2 separate regions of the Homo sapiens genome follow, and region 2 is linked to region 1. A link is a loop called in an ENCODE intact Hi-C map of the cell type or tissue named here. Cell type or tissue: HCT116. All regions are shown on one strand. Each heading gives the region's core, and the rest is flanking DNA. Links, peaks and the distances in the headings are about the cores only.

Region 1 (8,332 bases), core at 263-8,262:
ACCAAAGAGAGAGGGGGAGAATCATCTTATCCTTGGTGAGGTTTCGATTGTTCACTTTAGATCAGAGATAGTAGTGTTGGAGAAATACCTACAGGGGCATAAACAGAAAGATCTTTTAGTGGATACTTTTGGGCAAGTCTCTTAACCCTCTGATAGTGGGTTATGTATCTACCTCACGTGGTGGACATGAGGATTAAGAGAGTGAGTGTATATGAAGCACCTAGCCCAAGGCCTGGCATGTAAGTGCTCAATAAATGGTAGCTGTGTTATTATAACTGTGAATGATCTTTGATAATTGATAATGGTAATAATCATTTGAGATGGAATTGGCCATTAGAGTGATCCAATTTGTGTGTTTTTACATTACTTTGGTATTGCCCTACTTCAATTCAGGAGGCCCTGAGGCCATTCCACTCCGCTCCCCGCCCCACCCCACCCCACCCCACCCCCCGGGCTTGTACAGTGATTTTTCACAGAAAATCTTCAGGTTCTGCGGTATCCAGAGTATGTATAATGATTTGTGATATTTTCAGGAGCTTTTTATGTAAATATGAAGGTATGGGTTTGGTTGAAGATAGGATTTTTTTTTTTTTCTTGAGACGGAGTTTCGTTCTGCCGCCCAGGCTGGAGTGCAGTGGCTTGATCTTAGCTCACTGCAACCTCCGCCTCCCAGGTTCAAGTGATTCTCCTGCCTCAGCCTCCTGAGTAATGGGGATTACAAGCCTCCCAAAGTTCTGGAATTACAGGTGTGAGCCACCGTCTTTAGCCAAGATAGGATATTTTGAAAATGGTTTAGTCAGCAGATTTGTAAAGTATAGGTTTGTTCCATTGTTAGAAAAGCCAGGTTCAGAACAGGATAAAACCATTATCTATTTACCTAAAATCCAGAATAATTAGGTAATGCATTATGTATTTGACTGTTTAAATATGCTCCTTATGCTTTACATGAGGAAAAGGAACGACTTTTCATATTGTGAAACCAGGAGATTCATCGTAGATTGTGTTTCATGGGGAAAAGGTGGCCGGCTGTGCTCATGGAGAAATTTCATAGAGCAGAGAAAGGCATCTTTTTCCCTTCTTGAAATGTTGGCAGACTAGGTCCTGGGGTCAACAATAGGCTTGAAGCTCTATTAGGTAAGGCTCAGAGGTCCCCTTGTGGGGAACATTGTCATATATTGGTGCACACTTGTCAAAGAGTACGGTCCGTAAAATGGAGATCCTTCCTTCTTCCCTAACAATGGAATCTTTTGAAATTTCCTAGATTATTTCAGGGATCCACCTCTCGCATTGCTCTGCACGGGGGTGGGTGCTCAGTAAATTGTGCCAGGCTGGCCAGGTGTGGTGGCTCACGCCTGTAATTCCAGCACTTTGGGAGGCTGAGGTGGGTGAATCACGAGGTCAGGAGTTCAAGACCAGCCTGACCAACATGGTGAAACCCTGTCTCTACTAAAAAAATACAGAAATTAGCTGTAATCCCAGCTACTTGGGAGGCTGAGGCAGATAATTGCTTGAACCTGGGAGGTGGAGGGTGCGGTGAGCTGAGATCGTGCCACTGCACTCCAGCCTGGGCGACAGAGCAAGACTCCGTCTCAAAAAAAAAAAAAAATTGTGCCAGGCTGCCTGGTAAGTGGAGAGCTCTAGTGGGTTGCTCTTATTTGGTGGGAGATGATGCTGGGTTCTCTAATGCTGCCTTGTGCTTTTCCGCAGATGTCATGTGGCCTGTGTTTTGGACCGTGGTTCGTACCTATGCTCCTTATGTCACATTCCCTGTTGCCTTCGTGGTCGGGGCTGTGGGTTACCACCTGGAATGGTTCATCAGGGGAAAGGACCCCCAGCCCGTGGAGGAGGAAAAGAGCATCTCAGAGCGCCGGGAGGATCGCAAGCTGGATGAGCTTCTAGGCAAGGACCACACGCAGGTGGTGAGCCTTAAGGACAAGCTAGAATTTGCCCCGAAAGCTGTGCTGAACAGAAACCGCCCAGAGAAGAATTAATGGAGGACACAGGGCCCTATGGTCCTACTGTGGGTGGTGACTTGTCCTGCTACCATGTTGACAGAGCCCCAGAACCCACATCTAATTGGCTTTGTTGCTTATTCTGGCCCTTCCCACACCACACAGCCACACAAATACTGGCTGCTCCTTGATGGCCAGGCAGACCCAGCAGCAGCCGAGGGGCCAGTGAAGAGGAAGGCCGCATCTGTTGTGTGGTGGCCACAAGCACTCAGGCATCTGAGTTTACTGGTGCACTGCTGGGAGGAGAGTTATGAGATGAACATTGGCTGTCAATCTCTGTGGGCAGGCGGTTTGGCCTCTAGTGGGAATGGCTGGGATTTGGGCGTTGCCTTTAGGAGGGATACCTGCATGTCTAGTTCCAGTCTGCACTGGAAAGAATTCAAATATGCACCTGGCTCCCTTCACTATTTTGCCCTATCCTTTGTGCTCATTCTTACTGAAATCTGTCTTGTCAGCTCAGGAATGGGATTCCCCCAGGAAGGAAAGCACTTTTCTGTTCTGGGAAGCCCAGACTGTTCACTTTGGGGCAGGGACGAACATGTGCCTCGTGAATTTGCTTGAAAACAGTCACCATCTTCTACCCCCATCACTGTATAGTGAAAAACCTGATTAAAGTGGTATCTGAGAACCATAATGATCGAATCTTATCATCCAGGTGGTATTTGGGGGTCTTCTTAGGAGTTAGGCAAGTACAGGCATTTTAGAGCAGGATAACATTGGTATTAAAGGGTGCCAAGGAGCCCTGGAAACTGCTTTACTAGTGCGGTTGCACTGAACCCTGGAGGCACAGATTCCCAGGAACCTTTTTACCATTATTACAATTGGCTGCAGCACCTTCAAGTCTAAATGGAGGTAGACCTCACATACACACACATAGACGCCTTTCCCTATAAAAGTATATACGCACATTCAAGAAAATTTGGTAGGGATTTTAAAAAGGTCACCCATGTTCCCAGCTCGTTAATAACAACCGTTAACATTTTGTTGTCTTTTACTAATTCTCTGCATAGGTTTTAGAGATAGTTATCATTACTGTACATTTAATTTTATATACTTTTCTCACTATTATCATTTTCCCATTTTACATGGTCATCATAATTGGTTTTTTGGAGACAGGGTCTCACTCTGTCACACAGGCTGGAGTGCAGTACAATTACGGCTCAGTGCAACCTTGACCTCCTGGGCTCAAGTGATCCTCTCACTTCAGCTCCTCAAGTAGATGGGACTACAGGAGTATGCCACCATGCCCAGCTAATTTTTTTATTTTTTTGTAGAACCAGGTCTCACTATGTTGCCCAGGCTAGTCTCAAACTCCTGGGCTCAAGTGATCCTCCGGCCTTGGCCTGTAGTTTCTTTTTTCTTTTTTTTTGGAGATGGACTCTCATTCTGTCACCCGGGCTGGAGTGCAGTGGCGTGATCTTGGCTGACTGCAACTTCTGCCTCCTGGGTTCAAGCGATTCTCCTACCTCAGCTTCCTAAGTAGCTGGGATTACAGGCGTGCGCCATCGTGCCTGGCTAGTTTTTGTGTTTTTAGTAAAGACAGGGGTTTCACCATCTTGGCCAGGCTGGTCTCGAACTCCTGACCTCAAGCGATCCCATCTGCCTCGGCCTCCCAAAGTGCTGGGATTACAGGTGTGAGGCACCGTGCCTGGCAGTCTGTAGTTTTTTTTTGTTGTTGTTGTTGTTGTTGTTTTAAATATGGAGTCTCGCTGTATTGCCCAGGCTGGAGTGCAGTGGCGCGATCTTGGTTCACTGCAACCTCCACCTCTTGGGTTCAAGCGATTCTCCTGCCTCAGCCTCCTGAGTAGCTGGGATTACAGGTGTGCGCCGCTACGCCTGGCTAATTTTTGTATTTTTAGTAGAGACAGGGTTTCACCATGTTGGTCAGGCTGGTCTCAAACTTCTGACCTTGTGATCTGCCTGCCTTGGCCTCCTAAAGTGCTGGGATTACAGGCGTGAGCCACCGTGCCTGGCTGTAGTTGTTTATAATAGCAACATAATTGTCTATCAAGTGGGAGTATGACATAAGTTTATCCTGGACAATTTCCATATTGCTGGACATTTGAATTGTTTCTGGTTGGTCACTCGTTTAGATACTGCAACGAATATCTTATATGAAGCTTTTCCTGCGTTTTGGAATAAACAGTAAAAATAGTAAATGTCATTTTGGATGAAATGGGATAAATGAGCAGTTTTGAGGATCTCATGCATAACACCAAATGTCTTTCCAAAAGGGCTCTAGGAGTTTCTACTAAATCTTACCACTGAAGACGTTGCTGGTAAGGCTGTGAGGGGAGTAAAAGCAGAGAGCAGGAAGAAGCATAAGAAGCTGTTGCCTCTTGAAGCCTACTGATGTTTAACTAAAGTCAGCACAGGGCAGTAGTGAGCATTTGATGAATTGATCTGCCTCTAAAAGGGAGTGGGTATTGGCCCTGCTTCTTAGGTTCTCTCTCGTGAGGCCTGATGGTGTCCACAGGTGGGTGAGGGTGGAGTTCCTGAACAGTTAGAGGGGCCAGCTGTGAAGAGGTGCCAGCTGGAGGTGCCTTCCAGGACCTGGTGGTGGCCTGAGAGGAGGGAGCAGGTTGAGTCGTTGGCTTCTTCTAAGGCTCCCTGAGGCCTAGTGGGAATGCGGAAATGAGCTGCTGTTGCTTCCCAGGGAACAAATCGGATGGAACTTGGGAAGAGACTGTCAGCTACCAAGTAAGGAGATTTCTGGTTCTGGCTGCAGGTTCTGGCTGATGAGCAGGCCTTATCGGCACACCAGTGCTGCCACCCTATGGCAGTCCTGGGCATTACCAAGCCTGCAGTCACTTCCCTGGGCTAAACCAAACACTAGTGCTGACAGAGGTCAGGTGACAAATGAGCCACCACGCTGGCAGAAAGTATAGACCTGCCGAAAGGGGGCAGTGGTGACTCACCTTCCAATCTGCTGCTCATCCAGTGGTACCAGATTTTTGAATTTTTCTAAAAGATGTTCTAAGAGCTCCAGAGGGGGTAAAAAAAAAAAAATGAAGAGATGCTAGAAATTCAGGGTTTTTTGGTGTGTGTAACCTTCTGATTTTCAAGTGTTGATAATTCATTATACAAAATTCTAAGCATGCTATCATACCCGTGGGGTTAATTTGACCCAGTGGCTGCCAATTTGTGACCTCTCAAACTGCCTCCTCCTTCTGATGACACCTATAATTATGGTTTTTTTTTTTTTTTTTTTTTTGGCGATCTAACAACTTGTTACAAATATTAGATCCCAGAATTGGTTTCCCTCAAAACACTTTTGGGCATCCTGTACAAAGGCAGCTTAATAACCTAAGAAAAATGTGAGGATGGAAAGCCTACAGAAATAATAGCAAACACATTTCCCATGGACATTTTTGGATTTTCAGATCTTTTAAAATATCCCTGTCACCACCCGTTGGCCTCCACTTGGTGTCTGGTCGAGAGAGCCCTATCTTTGGGAATCCAGGTGGCTCCCTTCTTCCAGTCTCACTTTGATTGTGCCCCCTTTTAAATTCTTTTCTTTCCTTTCCAAGGGCACTTTGTCACTGAATTCTTCCTCTAGCAAGTCTATTAGTGTTCTCAGCTAGATCTTTCTTTCCCACAGGCTGGCTGAAATCAGCCGTTGCGGTGGCTGTAAGATAGTATATGTGCTCTTGCCTCTGCTCGGGTGACATTAGATAGCAAGGTTTATGTGGACGTGGGTATAGACAGGTCAGGGTTGCTGGGATGAACCAAGGTGCAGACCGGTTTTCTTCCATGCTTGCTGATTCACCTTGGAGGCATGTGACCCTCTTTTTGACTGGCCTTCCAGTCACAGTTCACTGAAACACATGAGTGAGTGGATGTGCTTGGGGCTTTTTGCTCCCCGCTTACCCCCGTCTCTTCCCAGCCCAATGATGGTGGTGGCTTTAGTATAGGGTCCTCTCCGAGCACGGCAGGAATCACTTCTCTCCCTGCAGCGGTTCAGTGTCTGGTGCTTTTCCACTCTTTCTAGACTCTTTCCTGTGCCTGTTGCTGTGTTAGCACAAGTCGGCTGGGCAGCTGCCAGAACAAGCCTGCCAGGGAGCCTTTTGACTCTGGTCAGCTCCCCAGGGCTCCAGGCTGGTGGGACTGCCGCTGAGTGAAACATCATGGAATTAGCCTTGCCAGAGTCTGGGTTGGGAGCCAGGCAGTGAAAATGTAAAAGCCCCTCCGTCTTGCTCACTTTTCCTTTTCTACTTTGCTTTAGATCTCTAAGCACTTGTAGGGTAGGGAGCCAGGGCAGTGTAGCAGAGGAAAAATAAAGTGGATTCTAGAGTCTGACAGGCTCGAGTTATGAATACTGCCTTAACAATTAACTGGATGACCTTGGGCAAGTCACTTAGCCCTTCTGAACCTCAATATCCTCACCTGTAAAATAGGGGTAAGAATTTTTGTTGGGTTGTTGTGAGGATGAGGTAATTATGTAAGGTTCTTAGCATAGTACGCTAAGAACTTTATATACATTGTCACAGACTGTGCTAAAACTTTACATACATTACCTCATCCTCACAACAACCAGTAGGTACTCAGTAAATGTTAGCAGCTTTAATTGTATTGCAGGAAGAACCTATGTTTCCTGCAATAGTTGTGTGTATCCTTGTGACCCTGGTGAGGTGGGGATCTAGGGGAGAGAGCAGCCTTGGCTGAGGGACAACAGGGACCCTCATAGACCTGGTGGTTGAGGGCTGCTTAGAAATATTTCACAGAGAGAACTGGCTTGCATAAGAACCAAGAAGCACAAGCTGGTCAGGAGATTGCAGGCTCCACACCTGCCTTAGTGGTAGTTCCATCAGTGCAGTCTGCAAAGTCAGAGGGAAGCAGATTGGCCAGAATGCCCAGGAGGTCACAGATCAGGAGAATTGGGAGGGGAAAGAGCCTTGGACTTGGAGGCAAGCGATCTGAGTGATGACCTGGGGTATGCCGCTTCACCTCTACTGGCCTTGGTTTCCCTGCAAAATGGGGAACGTGTTCCCTGCTGATCGTGTGAAAAGAGTGAGACAACCAGTTTAGAGTGCTCTGAAAACATGCAAGTGCTAGATATTACAGCCCAGTAAAACCTCCTTTATCTAGTTGGGATGGCAGCCAGTCTGAATAATAAAATACAAATACATGTGCTATTATTTCTTTCCTGTACAGAGCGTATTTTATAGTATTTGCTAAGTAGAAGTCTTTAGGGGAATCAGTTTGAAGAGTGAAGAGTAATTAGTAACCGGTGTATCAGTTTTCATCCTGTTCCAGCAGTGCCTCTGGTACTTAAAAAACAGTTTATTCTTTTTGAATTAAACTTGTTAACATCAATTATGTGTTAATCAGATCCTTTTTACATAATACAAAAGTAAACTCTGGCTTTGTTTTTTGTTAAAAAATGCCTAATGGGCCCTTCTAATTATTCAGATTTAAAAAAATCTTTACTAGCGCCCCAGCAAGGGCACCTTTTCCATGTAGAAGAATCCAAAGTCCTTAGGGCCCTTATTCCCTCTCTCACTGCCCAGTTTCTTCACTTCCAACCCCTGCTGCAATTCCGTTTCTCCTTCTCTGAGCCTAAGCTGCTAAGTGCAGCTGGAGTAATTTGCATAACCATCTCGCCCGGCCCTCTTCCTTCATGGGTTGTGGATGCAACAGAGTCTGCAACACTTCAAGGTAATTTTTTTTTTTTTTTTTTTTTTTTTTTTTTTTGAGACGGAGTCTCGCTTTGTCACCCAGGCTGGAGTGCAGTGACAGGATCTCAGCTCACTGTAAGCTCCGCCTCCTGGGTTCACACCATTCTCCTGCCTCAGCCTCCCGAGTAGCTGGGACTACAGGCGTCCGCCACCATGCCTGGCTAATTTTTTGTACTTTTTTAGTAGAGACGGGGTTTCACCACGTTAGCCAGGATGGTCTCGATCTCCTGACCTCGTGATCTGCCCGCCTTGGCCTCCCAAAGTGCTGGGATTATAGGTGTGAGCCACCGTGCCCGGCCAAGGTAATCTTTTTTTAATCCAAACTCCTCGAGGCTCCCAACCCCATCCCTGTGCCCTTTGTTGCTCTTTACTGCTTGCTCTCTGCCTCCACCAATACAGTGGTCAAGGCATTTTGGTTCAAAGCCTTTGTAATTGCAGATCTTATATACTGGTCATATTCTCGCTTTTTGCAGTACACAACATTCTCTTCATGGGATTCTCCCTTGACATCACCACATCTCAGTTTCCTTTTCCAGCTCTCCTGCCCCTGCTCCCTCCTGTTCTAATGTGAGTGCTTTTCCAGCTTCATTCTTGCCTGTTTTCTTGCTGGACAGTCTTAGCCTCATCTGTGGCTTCACCCAC
Region 2 (8,332 bases), core at 103-8,102, 110 kb after region 1:
TGGTGGACCTTCTCCCTCACTGAGAAGGCCCCTGGAAACAGGACTTCAGCACACAAACCCTGCATCAGAGCTGCTTCCGGTCTGAGTGAAGGTGGAGACCTAGGGAAGAGCAGTGACTTTCGTAGATGTGAGGGAGGAAAAGGGAGCAGGTGTGACGGATCCTTCCAGTCAGCTGGCATGGGGCCCCTCCCTCGTCTGTTGGAACTAAGGGCGCCTCTGCGTCCCGCCCCTCCGCACCCCCAGCAGTATGCCTCTCTAGCATGCTTCCGGATTCACCTGGAGTTTGGTTTATAGTTACTGTGCCAATGGTAGTCTCTTAGTTCTATAGATGTGCCACGGCTATGTGAGATGTTATCAGTATACAGGAGCTATTTGTACTATCTTTGTAGTTTTTAGATTCTTCCAAAATAAAAAGTTTATTATAAAAACCCCACAACCAACAGCAGATTCCAGCTGTTGGTTGGGGGCAGGGAAGGGGGCTAATGAGGGGAGAGGCCAGGCCCCAGAGGGGAACTGGGGTGCAGAATATTGATGCAGGCCCCCACGACAGTGTTCTCATTTAGCTCAGGCATACGAGGGCCCCGTGGCACTCGAGTTAAGCCATTCGGGTCAGTATCATTCACTTAGGTCCCCACTGGCCATGTCACCAGGGCCTCAACCTGAGTCTACGCTGTGCGCACTTAAGATTCAATCCACTAGGAGGGTGAGGATGCCAGGGGTAAGCACCGGAAATATCTACAACTTACTTCACATCTGTTATGTGCTGGTAGTCTCCTAAGCTGCTTCATATACAGCGTCAGTTTGAATTCTCACAAAATCCCATCTCCTGGAGGAGTCTGAGGCACAGAGAGGTTAAGTAACTTGCCCAAGGTCACACAGTATGTTCTGACCAGAACCCTTCTGATAGCCAGGATGGGAGACCTTTTAAAGCTTGCCCCATGAAGGGGACACACTGTAGGTATGGCAGGACTTCTATGTCTCTCAGGGCAGGAGCCACTGGACCAGCAGGTTTCTGGCAGCCTGCAGCTTGGGAGCCAGCAGGACTGAGAGGGGCTCTGGCCCATCTCCCAGGAGCTTCTTGGGCATCTCGGCTTGGCTCTTCTCTGCATGGTTGCTCTGTCCTCTCTTACACCTGGTCCCCAAGGCTATTCTGTCTGCTCTACTCCATGGTGAAGCTCAGCTTCTCTTCCTGGCCCCTGCGCTCGCTGCTCCCAGTCTAGCTGAAGGAGTGACTGATTGGCCCAGCTCCTCCTCCTGAGGATTGGCCGCCCTTGGGTCCAGGTGTCTGTGACCTGGATGGGCAAGACAAGTAGGACAGTATGGTTCAGTGCCATGAGCCCCGGCTCTGCAGATGGATTGCTTAGATTTAAATTCCACTTTCTCCCTGTGTGACCCTGGGCAAGTGACTTCACTTTTCTGTGCTCTTGACTCATCCTTGGAGGTAACAGTGCTATCTTCCCCATGTGAAGACTGAATACATGATGCTGTGTGAATGAATGCATGCAGAGCCCCGGCCCAGAGGACGCAGTCTGCTACCACCGCTTTTTGCCATTATTATTGCTGCCATCATAGATCACAGTGTGTCTACTTGGCAGGGGCAGTGAGTAGGGCAGGGAGTGATGGACACACCTCCTACACCCAGCCAGCCCAGGGACTGCTCATCCTGATGCTCCTAACCTGTCTGTGAATCTGGGTAAAAGACTTCCTAAGGAAGGGGAGAGTTCAGGCTTCAGGCTTCAAGTTGTGTGTCTGTGTGTGTGTGTGCACGTGTGTGCGTGCACGTGGAGAAGTAATGCCCCCTCTGTCCCCAACTGCCGTGCCTGAGCCCTTGGGCTATGGCCTTGCTTTGTCTCTTATGCCCTGACAGTGGTGAGGGAGGGCTCTTCCCTACCTCAGCAGAACACAGGTAAATGTGTGTGCAAATGATAGGCTTTTAGGGGGAAAGTAAGGACTTTGCCTCTCAATCAGGAATCTTCCAGGATTACAGAAGATTCTGACAGCATCTGGGTGAATGAGCGAGTGGGTGCTGGGAAAGGAAGGCAGATCTTGTGGGCAGAGCTGCAAAGCCTGAGCTCCTCCAATCCTGCTCTGTGGAACACCTACTTCTCCCACCTCAGAATCCTGCCTAGAAGTCTCTCTGTACCCCCAACCCCCGCCACCCACCTCCAGCTGCTGGGCACACTGGTGCAGATCACAGGCCCAAGAAGCCTGAGGGCTCTGGTGCTAGGATGGCTCAGGCCTTCAGGTATGGGGCCCAGGCAAGACGTGGGATGGGGAAGAAAGGCCAAGAGGAGGCTGAGTTATCCTAGCAAACAATAAGACGTTGCACATGTGCACACCTACAAAGCTCCTAGAAACATCTCTAGCTCATGGCAAGTGCTACCTATGTGCTATTAATGCAAATGAAGATAGATGAGAATGAAGAGGCCTGCGTCAGAAGCTTCCGGAGTCTGCTGACAACCAGAACACAACCTCCTTGGGACCCCGCACCTGCTGGAGAGAGGGGACACCAGCACGGGACAGAGTGCTTACTTTGTGCCAGATACGGTTCATTTAATCCCAACAGCTACACAATGAGGTGTGATGATCATCGGCCCATCTTCCAGGCAAGAAGATGAAGGCTTAAAGTAGTTAAATAACTCTTTTTCTGTTCATTTTGAGCATGTCAAGATGACTTCTTTGCACCTGCTCTTCCCTGTCTGCAGTGCTTATGCTCCGCCCTAAAATATTCACAAAGCCAGGATACAAAGCTATAACAAATCACCCCCAAATTTAATAGCTTACAATCACAAGTATTTATTATCTCCAAGTTTCTGTTGGTCAGGAATTCTGGAGCAGCTTCAGGACCACATGATGATGTTTATGGGACCTAGGCACTTTTGCCTTTTATGGCCTCTTCCCTTTTCAAAGAATATTTGAAAAATCACATTTCATGATTGTGTTGGTATAAAGATAAATATATTAATGTTATATATTAAAAACATTTTCTTTGACCTAAAAGTTCCTTCTTTCTCCTAATTTTAAAAGAAGTGAAAAACATTTTCACTGGTCCTAAATGTCTTGTGGGCCCAAGGCATGGTGCCTCCTGTGTTTAGCGGACAAATTGGCCCTGAGTGGCTTAGCCAGCTAGTTCTGGCTCGGGGTCACTCAAGTGGCTGCAGTCACCTGAAGGCTTGACCGAGGCTGGATGGTCCATTTCCATGATGGTGCACTCACATGGTTGCTGGCAGAAGGCCTCAGTTCCCCGCTGTGGGCCTCTCAATGGGTTGACTTGAGTGTCCTCATGATATGACAGCTGCTTCCCCTAGAGTGAGAGAGGGGAAAGTAGGGCGGAATCCTTTTATGCCGTATCTTGGAAGTCATCCATGGTCAAATATCATTACTTCTGCCACATTCTTCTTGTGAGTCATTAAATACAGCTTGCACATAAGGGATGTAGGGGAAGGGAAATTAGTCTCCACTTTTTGAAGGCAGTGGACGGACATATTCAAAAACCATTATACTTGGCTTCAGACAGGCCTTCCCTAGGTCACCTAACTTTGACTCTTGTTGCCACCCTCCAAGTCCCCTATAACACATCACTCAACTTATCGCCATCGGAGATTACCTTGTTCATTGATTCAAATTGTTTGTCTGCCCCAGCTGGAAGGTAAGCTCCTTTGTGGGAGCGGACCTCATCAGTCTGTTCTCTGCCTTTGTTCTAGGGTCTAGCGTAAAGCCCAGCACCCATGAGGCTCTCAGTAAGTATTTGGTGAATGCAGGAATGAGTGAATGAATGAGCTTTGGTGGTGGTGGTGGGAGAACCTGCAGTCACTTCAAACTGGTGGTGGAAGGGGAGTGTGTGGAGAGGCTGAAGCTCTCCGCTTGGGGTTTGTTGGCCTGGGATGGTTTCCGAGGCTCAGGGGATTGGGAAGGAGGTTTGGCAGGGAAGAGCAGAGTAGAGCAGTAAGGGAGTGAGAAGCCTGGAGAGGCTGGATGACCAGAAGGCATGGAATTACCTTGTGAGCGCAGACCCCAGATTATAGGATCTAGTGGGGTCTAGTTGCTACACATGTAGCAACAGGAAAATTACAATGCATTATGGCAGATGCCTAACAGGAGTGTGTTCAGGACCCATTAGGCTGGACGCTGATGCTGACCGCTGAACGGAGGACTTTGCTTTTGGCCACACCCTTGACTGTGGACTTTGCTCACTTGCCGAGGTGTTAGGGGATTGCTGAGTCCTGGGGAGACACACTTGGCTGCTGGTCGCTGCAAGACTAGCTCACCTGCCCGGGCTGCTCCATTCAGCCGCTGGGGGGCAGCAGAGGCCCAGGCTTGGCGGCAGCGCCCGGGCTCCTGCAGCCTCCGCCCTCAGAGCCGTTCTGTGCTGCCAGCGACCAGCCACCAGCGACCAGCTCCTGCTCCTGTAGGGGCAGAAGCTGCTGGGTGGGGTGGAGGTCACAAGTTTGGGGTGTTCCAGTCTGTGCTCCTTCTGAATTGTTCCTTCCACTCTCCCCTGAGCCTTCTCCTAGTGTCCTTTCCTCCTTTACAAATCTTCCCAGAAGATGAAAGCAGAGAGGTGGCGGTGGAATGGGGGCCTGGAACTTGTCGACTTCAATGAAGGAGTTGGACTTTACCCTAAGAGCCATGGAAAGTTCACTGAAGTCCCTGATTTGTGTTTGCAGAAAGATACCTCTGGCTATCGGGAAGCAGAAAGCCCAGACAAGAAGCTGCTTCAAGGCTCAGGTGGGAGAGGGGTCAGAGAAGAACCAGTGAGACAATGAGGTGGATGGTGGGTACCCCCTCGCTGGGACATGGGGAGAGCTGGGCTGAGTGCAGGGGGGCAGTGCTGAACCCCAGAATGAGCACACTATTGCAGTGGTGGCAGAGGGTTCAGGACACAGGGCCCCCAGCCCAGATAGGCCTGGGTTCAAGGCTAGGATTCCCTTCACGGGGGTGACAGCAGGTAGAAGGGGAGCAGCCCTCCACCCTAGATGGACTGGCTTGCTAGAAAGTGAGTCAGGAACAGGGGCCAGGGACCCACAACTGAGCACAAAGTGAGGTGTTGGACTTGACCGTGGTGGAGTCTCTGACCAGAGCTGGGCTCAGAAGGGCAGCTGGCCCTCTAATTCCTAAAGGCTGTTCTCTCATGCCATGTGCTCCAAAGGTGCTGTCATCAGACATCAGGGACAGTGTGAGGAAGCCCTAGAGGATTGGCCTGGTCTTGGCCCTGACCTGGAGTTGACTGGAGTCCTACACTTTCCAACTTGGGGCTGAATCCACAGGCCTCGCCAGCCTTTGTGCCTGCTGCCTGCTGGCCTTCACCCCACCTGGCTCCAGGTCCTCCAGGTCCTCCAGGTCCTCCAGGTTGGTACTGAGCTGGAAGCTGGCTGTGTGATCACAGTTGAACTTGTGCCCAGAGACTACAGTTGGGCTGGGTCTAGCAGAGGGCCTCGCTGCCTCCCAGGGATCCTAAGGTGGACTGCTCCTCTAAACCTTTGCTGTAGGTGGTGAAGGACTCATCCCTGAGCCGCCAGGAAGGTTTGGCCCAGAGACTATAGTTGGGCTGGGTCTAGCAGAGGGCCTGGCTGCCTCCCAGGGTTCATAAGGGGGACTGCTCCTCAAAACTCTTGCTGCAGATGGTGAAGGACTCATCCCTGAGCCGCCAGGAAGGTTTGGGCTTGTGCCCCTCTTCCCCTTCCCACCGGCTGTTCCTGGCATCTGCAGCATTCTCTCACTGCTCCCTTTTACCTGGCCAACTCCTAGTCATCTTGATGTCTCAGTTTAAATGTCACTTCCTTGGAAACAATTTTAGTGCACCCATTATTCTTGCTCAGAGCGTCCTTTGCTTTTCCTGCAGTGTATTTATTACAGCTTATTATACTTTTACTTGGAGAGAGAGAGAGAGAGAGAGAGAGAGAGTGTGTGTGTGTGTGTGTGTGTGTGTGTGTGTGTTAACATCTTGACCCCCTGAATAGACTGGAAGCTCCCTGGAGACCGGAAGCATGTCTGTTTTACTCATGATTATAGTCCCAGGCTCTAGCCCCAGGCCTGGGATACTGCAGGCACTCTAAAAATATTTGTTGAATGGGTGAAGGAAAGAAAGAATAAACGCATTATGGATGCCCCTGGGGATGCCCTATGTGTTGGGAATTCATAAAGCCACAGAGTAAACCTGGCATGTCTCTGGATCATCAATTTTACTTGATGGCAAGGAATTAGAAGCATTCTATTTACTTATTAATAGAATATTTTACATTACAAAAGTAATACATGTTCCTTGTCAAAATTCAATCAATAGGCATTGAAACAAACCCTGACACATTATGGAGTACAACAAAAAGTTCACTTGACTTTTAAAGAGAAAATAGGAGGCTTCAAAGACATTTTGAGCTTAAGAGGGGCCAGACTGACCTGCAGTGCAGGCTCCTGCAGGGATGAGGTCACTCCTGTGGGTTAGGGCACCTCCATGGGAGAGGCTGAGAAACTGCTGTTAGGCAATTGCGCTGTTGTTGGCGCTGTGGCTCTAGAGCCTGGGCGCTGACTGCACTTGGAGAGAAAGCAAACGCCTGCTTTATATACCGAGAAGTCGTCTGGCCAGACTCCAGGGGCAGGGGCCTGGAGGAGAAGAGTGTTTTTGTGGAGGAGTGGGGATGCAGGGAGGCTTTCTAGGGGGTATCAGGAAGGAAACCTTCCTGGTAACGAAATAACAAAAATCCTTTCGGAAGAGTGAGAGAGTGGGGGTGCTGTAACAGGTCAGCCACTTCAGAGGGGCTGGCTGTCCCAGGCCGCGGGCATCACGGCTGGAGAGTACCGGGGAGGTGGGAAAGTAGGTGGGGGGGATGTCATTGGGTTGGCTGAAGGGGCAACCCACGGCCATCCAGGGAGACCAGCAGCGAACGGGCCGTGGAGAATGACACTATTATGTGCAAAATGTACAGCTCGAGGTGGAGTCAAAGATGTGGGCCTGGAGCCTGACAGATCCGGGTTCAAATCCCAGCTCTGCCATTTTTAGTGATGTGACTTTGGTCAAGTCTTTCCCTCTCTGAGCCTCATTTGTTCCATTGGCACAAGGAGAATCCTGATCACCATCTTGAAGGGGGTTGTGATGGTTCCATTAGGTATCTGTTCTCTGTACGTTCAGATCACCTGGGTAGTGTTTTAAAAAATACTGATGTCTGGGCTTCAGCTCAACTATCTGAAGCAGAGTCTCTGGGAGTGCATCCCCAGCATCTAGGATGCTTTGACAGAGCCCCAGGTGATTCCGTGTGCAGCCAGGAGAATCCCTGCCAGAGGTGATCTGAACACAGCCTTGTGATTGTCTCCAGCAGAGGAAGAGGTTCCTGTTTCCCGATTAATCCACCACAGTCTGCCCCAGGCTTTGTGGTCAGTCCACAAGCTGCCTTTGTGCCTCTCACTGGGCTTTTCTCCTCTGCCTGGCTTGTTTGCTCTTTGTCTGGGTCCCAGCTATCAGGCGCAGGGCATGAGCCAAGTGCCCACTGGGATGCAGCTGCTTTCTGTCCAGTGGCTTTGGGGGTGACAGACAGATGCAGACCTACTGGGAGAATGACGAAGGGGCGGACAAGCCAGGCCTAGAGCGAGGAACACCCCTCCTTCCCCGCAAGGAAGATCCAGAAAGAGATTGACTTGGTGCTTAAACTTGAGCTGCACCAGAAGCCCCGGGGGTTGGGGGAGGGGTGTTAAAATACAGATTGCCAGGTCCCCAACCCCAGGGCATCCGATTTGGTAGGTCTAGGGTGGGGCTGGGAATGTGCACTTCTGACAAATTCCCAGGTGACACTACTGGCCCCCTGGACTACACTTTGAGAACCACTGACTTAGAGGCCCACAGAGAAGTCAGCTACACACCACCTCGGCCCACACATACCCAGAGCCAGAGAGCAGCAGGCCCAGAGGAAAGGCGGGCCGTCAAGCAACCCACAGACACCCTCTAGTCAGAGGAGGCACCGAGGAGGCGAGAGACCCGGACACACATCAGCAGAGCTGGGGGAGACAAGGACCCCAGTATAGACCCAGGGAGGAGACACCTAAGGGACAGAGAGAGTGACATCTTCCTGGCCCCTCACCCCAGCTCAGAGAATGACCTCGGGAAACAGAGTGGTAGGCTGACCCAACGACAGACAGACAGACTGACTGGAGGACAGAGAGGCTGGTGGAGATTCGCAGTGCGTGAGCACCGAGCAGCCGGGGGGAGCTCTAGGGTGTGCTGGTGCCAACTTGTACCCCTCAGTTTTCAGGACATTTGCGGGTGAATTGTAAACCCTTAATTGTTGGAAGTTGGCCCTGCTGGGAGTGTTCACCCCGTGTGGACACCCTGTGAACCCCAAGT

What was found. Hi-C counts contacts between places; a loop is a spot of excess contacts. Peaks named below come from ENCODE experiments on the same cell type or tissue, not always from the same donor. Only the 100,000 strongest peaks of a DNase experiment are listed, where the experiment ranks them.
Region 2: it touches region 1 in a loop (6-fold over the local background); 3 of 110 quality-filtered maps call a loop at or near these places.

Annotation. Positions count from the first base shown.
Region 1 is chr1:34,849,358-34,857,689 of GRCh38, reverse strand. SMIM12 (small integral membrane protein 12) reads left to right here. Exons shown (of 2, transcript NM_138428.6): 2 at 1,708-7,328. The coding sequence starts at 1,713. The coding sequence ends at 1,991. Among named protein-coding and RNA genes, the nearest start is that of SMIM12, 6.2 kb to the left of the region's middle. RefSeq lists enhancers at 3,169-4,039, 4,464-4,693. In HCT116, for the core only: a CTCF peak has its summit at 4,839; a DNase peak (open chromatin) is centred at 4,839; H3K27ac peaks cover 653 bases.
Region 2 is chr1:34,738,822-34,747,153 of GRCh38, reverse strand. No RefSeq gene overlaps it. Among named protein-coding and RNA genes, the nearest start is that of GJB5, 12 kb to the left of the region's middle. In HCT116, for the core only: CTCF peaks have their summits at 715 and 4,288 (motif pointing right); a DNase peak (open chromatin) is centred at 4,283.